2 separate regions of the Homo sapiens genome follow, and region 1 is linked to region 2. A link is a loop called in an ENCODE intact Hi-C map of the cell type or tissue named here. Cell type or tissue: dorsolateral prefrontal cortex. All regions are shown on one strand. Links, peaks and the distances in the headings refer to the core of each region. The heading gives the core; the rest is flanking DNA. Region 1 overlaps MYOSLID-AS1 (MYOSLID antisense RNA 1). Region 2 overlaps LOC105373851 (a long non-coding RNA gene).

Region 1 (2,917 bases), core at 150-2,649, 120 kb after region 2:
ACCCAGGCAACCTTCAGCTCAGGGTTTCCTGTGAATCAGCTGGGTTTTCTGGCATAGCAGTGAGCAAGTGGCATTAATGAGGTAGGCATAAGATGATGCCAAAGGGGCTCGTCCATTCAGTAGGAGTTGGGCATAGCAGTGGTGGAGAAACAATAAACGAGGGGGCTGTTTTATCCCCTCCCCCTCCTTTTTTTTCTTTTTCTTTTTTTTTAACAGTAGCAACGTTTTGGCTGATTAAAGTACTTTTCGTGGTTCCGGGAGGGAAGTGCCTTTTGTACTACACACTAGAATGTCAGTTCTCATTACTGAACCCTGGCTGTTCAAATGCTATCTGAATTCTCCCCAAGGCCTCCTTGGGGAGGCTGTAGGCAGAAATTTCAAGGAGCTTATGCCAATTATTTTCTTTCTATCTACATATTGATGGCTCACCCACAGTAATCATGTGAGTCAGGTGCTATGAACACAGTTTCCTTTATTTCATTCATGACTTTTAAGACAGATAAGTTTTTTTTTTTTTTAACACTTTTTTCCCCTTAGCCTCTGCAACTGCTATTTGTGTTGTCTACTTGAGAATTACATGGCAAATCAGAGGGAGAAGTGACCCAGATTTTTTTGGGGGGTGGGGATGAGAGATAATTGTTTGGGCATTATTTTTGTTAATACCTGAGTTAGTCAAGGACATATAACATAAACATATTCTGAGGCCTCAGTGGTGGGAGCAGGTGTCAAACTCTGGACTGCATTGCTTAAGAAGTCTATAATTTAGTCATTTTGTTGTAAGTTACAGATTTTACTCTGTCAACTCACAAGGGAAAAGAGGAGTTAATTGAAGGATATGTAGTAGTCATTTAGCAAAAGCCAATGCTGAAAATCAAGTATCAGAAAGTACTGGAACTAGAGAATTTAAGTAGCAGGAAGTAATAGTCTCTTTAGGGAAGTACCAGTGTTTCACGTCATCTTCAATTTCTTTCCTTTTCCTGTTCAAGGTTAAAATTCCTATGCGAATCTGACTGACCCAGCTTGGGCTTCATTCCAACCTCTTGGCTAGATAAGAGTGTGGAACCTTAACTGATGGTCCCTTTGACTGCCCGCCACAAGGGAAGATCCAAAGTGTGGCAGAGAGTGACCAGGTCCCAGACAGGCAAAATCAGCAGATGTCCATTCGCAAGCCAAAAGAGCTCCAGGTGCCCTAGAAAGGGACATCAATGCCCCAACCTTACACTGTTCCTTGTTGTTAGTGCAGAGTGGCAGGACAGCCTCTGGGTCCCTTTCCCCAGTGCTCCGGGATGGACTCCATGTTGCCCCCTTTGGAAGAAAGATGAATTACAGTTATCCTTCTTGGTAAAGTGATCACAAAAACCAATCCATTTTAGCAGACTCAATTCCAATTTGAGAGGAGAGGCTAGGGCACAGAGTTGGCAAAGACTCTATCTCCCCAGGTTTCGGAGATTTGTCTTGAGTGGCTGTGAATGCTGAAAGGGAAGGCGATGATTCTCTAAACCCTTGTTCTCAGGCCCTCTGATGGCCGCCATTCCTTCAACTGCTCAGATGGGCTCCTATCAAGTCCTAGCAGGCCTCATGTGTATTATTTATTTGATTTTTTAGAAATTGTGCCATTTGCTTTTAAGGAACCTCTGGGAATGAGCATAATTAAGCATAGATTAAAATGTCTGAAAGACTAAAAACCACCATAGCGATACAGTAAAACGAACACAAGAAGCTTAGAAACAGCCTCACATTGTCATTCCATCACAGAATCCCCGTTTAGAATGATACCTAAAAATCAAGCCTTACTGGAGATGATCAAACTGAGATTTCAGCTTTTGGACTTTAACCGTGATTCTAACGATTTGTAAAGAATAGTATGGGACATAGGTCTTCTACACCATCAATGGAGGCACAAAGGGCATCACTCAGATTTGAAGGAGGAGCAGATGAAGGAGGAAAGAAAGAAGAGAAAGGAAGAGGAGGAGAGAAGGAAGAGAAGAAGTAGCGGGTGGAAAAAGAGGAGGAGAAGGACCCCCTGAAACTCCTAAAAAAAACACTGCAGGGGATTCTGGTGCCCACCAATGTCTAGAATTTTGCTACGAGCCAAGTAATGTTCTGGGTAAGACAAACAAACTGTCAAGTGCAGAGACATTAAACAAACAATGAAGATATTTATATAGAGTCATAACTTCTATGAAGGAAATTGTGACTGAGACAGAGTTGCTGGGTGGCCACTCAAAGTTGGGTGCTCAGGGGACTTCTCTCTGACAAGATGAAGTCAGTGGAGAGAAGAAAGCAGCCTTGGGAAGACTGGGGAGGAATTTTCCAGTAGAAGGAGTAGTGATTGCAGGGGCCAGGAAATGAGGCAGGATGACGTCCAGGTTGGCCTTTCCTGGAGCATCTGGGGAGAGGAGCAGGAGATAAGTAAGTCAGGTGAGTAGCAGTGGGGTAGGCAGGGCCAACGCTGAGAAGAAGAAGTCATTTCACACCCTTTCTCGGGGCCTGCTTTTAGGTAACTCTATCAGTTAGGTGCTTTGGGCTACAAGTAACAGAATCCTAACTGGTGGTAGACTAATCATATAAATTAATTTTTAAAAATCTAACAATAAGTCTGGAAGTCAGCAGTTCCAGGGTTGGTGGAGCAGCTCAATGACATCAAGTTCCTGGGACTTTTCACATTTTTATCCTTAATATCTCAGAGGTGATTTCTCTCATAATTTTGAAAAAGATGCTTCAACTCTAAACTCTGTGTCCTCATGTGGCAGCGGGCCAAACAGAAAAGAGGATGCAAAAAACATGTTCCTTGTAGAGCTCTTTCCTTTTATCCAGGAGGAAAATCATCCCCTGCTGTCCCCCAGCAGATTTCCTCTTAACACCTCTCTGCACAGACTGACTATGTGTGCACCCCAGACTGGGAGGGTCTAGGAGG
Region 2 (2,917 bases), core at 247-2,746:
CTTATAAAATGACTTCAAAAGCAACTACCAGTTTCCTCATTTTCTTATTTTTTTTTTCTCAAATGTTGCTCAAATCACACATATACAAATGAACAATAAGAACAACAACATGCACACACACACACACACACATACAAACACACAATTTTAGGAATTTTCTATGACTTTCCAGCCTTGTTTGATTGTTTTCCATTCTGCTCTTTACCTAGTTATTTCTCTGCTGATTGATTTATTTGAAGATTTTAAAGGTCAAAGTTTAGTTTATTATTACCTTTAAAAATGTATGTTAAAAAATAGAACAAAGAATATCCTGAAGAACTAGCTAGGTGCTGTGCAAAGCCCAGAAGTTGTTCCAATTTCTACTTACAGGATTTAAAATCTTGCTTTTGAACAGAGATAAAAACTAGAGGGAGAAAAGGAGAAAAGAACACCATCAAAGCAAAGAAAAAGGAGGCTGAACTGTCCAAAAGTGTCGTGTTAGCTTTTTTTTTCAATAGATTAAAATAATCCAAATAACCTCTGAAACACAGCAACTTTATATATAGGGTGTGTTGAAAATGATGTATCAGCTTATAACTGTTTTTCTTAAAAAATTGCTCTTTTTGTATGTATAATGTCAAACCAATGATATTGTTGATGAGTGGGAATGTGTAGCTTGAGGAAACTTGGTACCTGAGTTACAGGTTAAAATGTAAAACTTTATGAAATAATGGCTTGTATGAAATAATGGCCTGATTTAGATTAGGCTATTGTGGCAAAAAGATCCCTGTAATATAAATCACAGTTTCCAATCAAGCTGTCCAATGAATGATTTCACTTTCTGCTGTGTGCCACTGCTTGAAGGGCAGAAAGAATTGGGGTTTCTCCCTGAAAAATGTGGGTCCCCAGGGATCTCTCTGTCTGCCACTCTCTCATGCTATATTAGTGGTAGCTTCTCTTCTTCTCAGCACTAGAATCCAACACGTCTTTTTAAAAAAAGACGTATGACTATATTTTGTTAGAGACTGTGGGAATGAAAACTGTATAACAACACTAGTCATGTGTTGCATGTTTCATATGCTCCAAGCACAGTACCCGGAGCTGTACATTCATACTTCGTTATCCCCGAACCTCACAAGTCAGCCAGCTTCTTTAGCGGTGCTTCCAATCCGTGGAAGAGAAAGCCTTCCTGTTTAGGCTCCAGGCTCATCTTTTTTCCTATTAGCAAGGTCCTTTCTATACATTGGTGAAGGCATTCACTCATGGTCAAGCTGACAGTGGGGTTGGTAGTGTGGGAGACAGGGACTTTAACAACCTCGGAGCCTCAGAGTGTTAGAATCCTGCAAGCAGGATTGGTGTTAGCCCTCAGAGTGTTAGACTTCTGCAAGCAGAGGCAGGAAGCAGATCTGGGTCATGTGACTGCCTCCCCAAACAATGCAATCCACCTGCAGATGGTGCTGGGCAGTTTCTGTCTTAAAGTTGAGCCCTACTCTCTTATGTTTGAGCTCTCTGTCTGAAGAACAGATGGAGAACATCAAAGTTTTTCTGTTTTTGCCATGTCGTGATGTGACTTGTGTTTGAATATCCTCACTCACTTTTTCGTCCTGGGCCGTGTGCCACTCGCTGGCCCCTTATAAGTAGAACTTTAAGGTGGTGCCTGGAATGATTGTGGGTTTTTAGTTTGAAATTCAGTGGCCTGTATTTGAACCTCAGCTTAACCACTTATCAATCACATGACTCTGTGCAGCTCACTTCTGTGAGTCTCAGGAGCCTCCTTCGAAAAATGAGGATTAAACAAGGCATATAACATTATGCAAAACACTTAGTGTAAGGCCGGGCACAGTGGCTCATGCCTGTCATCCCAGCACTTTGGGAGGCTGAGGCAGGTGGATCACCTTAGGTCAGGAGTTTTAGACCATCCTGGCCAACATAGTGAAACCCGGTCTCTACTAAAAACACAAAAAGTAGCTGGGCATGGTGGTACACGCCTGTAATCCCAGCTACTTGGGTGGCTGAGGCAGGAGAATCGCTTGAACCTGGGAGGAGGTTGCAGTGATCCAAGATCTCACCACTGCACTCCAGCCTGGGTGACACAGTGAGACTCTGTCTCAAAAACAAAACAAAACAAAACAACACTTAGTGTAGTGCCTGGCACTTAGTAAGCATTCGGGAAAAGTTACTCATAATTGTTATTCTGATCATTAGCCTGAGAGCCTGTATGTAGCCTGTGGTACATGGGCTACATGCTTTTGAATGCAGATTGCTAGCTTTGTCAATCATGTAGGAAATATGCTGTGTAAGGAATATTTTCCTTTTGTAGCCACACAGATGTGACAGTCTTGCCCTTTGTTTATCTTTTCTTTCTTATACTATTTAAGGCTCTCTTAAGGTATAAGCTATTAGGCAGTTATACACACACACACACACACACACACACACACACACACACGAATAAATAAATGAGGTTGGGCATGGTGGCTCACACCTGTAATCCCAGCACTTTGGGAGGCTGAGGCAGGCAGATCACTTGAGGCCAGGAGTTCAAGACCAGCCTGGCCAACATGGCAAAACCCCATCTGTACTACAAATACAAAAATTAGCTGGGCATGAAAGAGCGTACCTATAATCCCAGCTACTCGGGAGGCTGAAGCACGAGAATTGCTTGAACCCAGGAGGTGGAGGTTCCAGTGAGCCAAGATCACGCCACTGCATTCCAGCCTGGATGTAAGTGAAACTCCATCTTAAAGAAAAAACAACCACAACAAAGACAAACAAACAAATGCCAAATAAATTAGTAAAATAAATGTAAATATACAATAAAATGTTATATATTTATAGTAAATATATAAAACTGCTATCATACTTACATTAGAATATGATGTTTTATGAAGCATATCCATTGTTTTTTGATCTCATCAAACATACTACAGAAATTATA

What was found. Peaks named below come from ENCODE experiments on the same cell type or tissue, not always from the same donor. Only the 100,000 strongest peaks of a DNase experiment are listed, where the experiment ranks them.
Region 1: a loop joins it to region 2, with 4 times the contacts of the local background. A loop is called at or near these places in 1 of 110 quality-filtered maps.

What each region holds. Positions count from the first base shown.
Region 1 is chr2:207,228,791-207,231,707 of GRCh38, reverse strand. All of the region lies in intron 3 of MYOSLID-AS1 (MYOSLID antisense RNA 1), which reads left to right. Among named protein-coding and RNA genes, the nearest start is that of MYOSLID, 9.6 kb to the left of the region's middle. In dorsolateral prefrontal cortex, for the core only: a CTCF peak has its summit at 1,346; no DNase peak of the experiment used is centred there.
Region 2 is chr2:207,351,640-207,354,556 of GRCh38, reverse strand. LOC105373851 (a long non-coding RNA gene) reads right to left here. Exons shown (of 4, transcript XR_923809.3): 4 at 1-2,719. Among named protein-coding and RNA genes, the nearest start is that of MIR1302-4, 84 kb to the right of the region's middle. In dorsolateral prefrontal cortex, for the core only: a CTCF peak has its summit at 1,436 (motif pointing right); a DNase peak (open chromatin) is centred at 1,396; H3K4me3 peaks cover 803 bases; H3K27ac peaks cover 939 bases.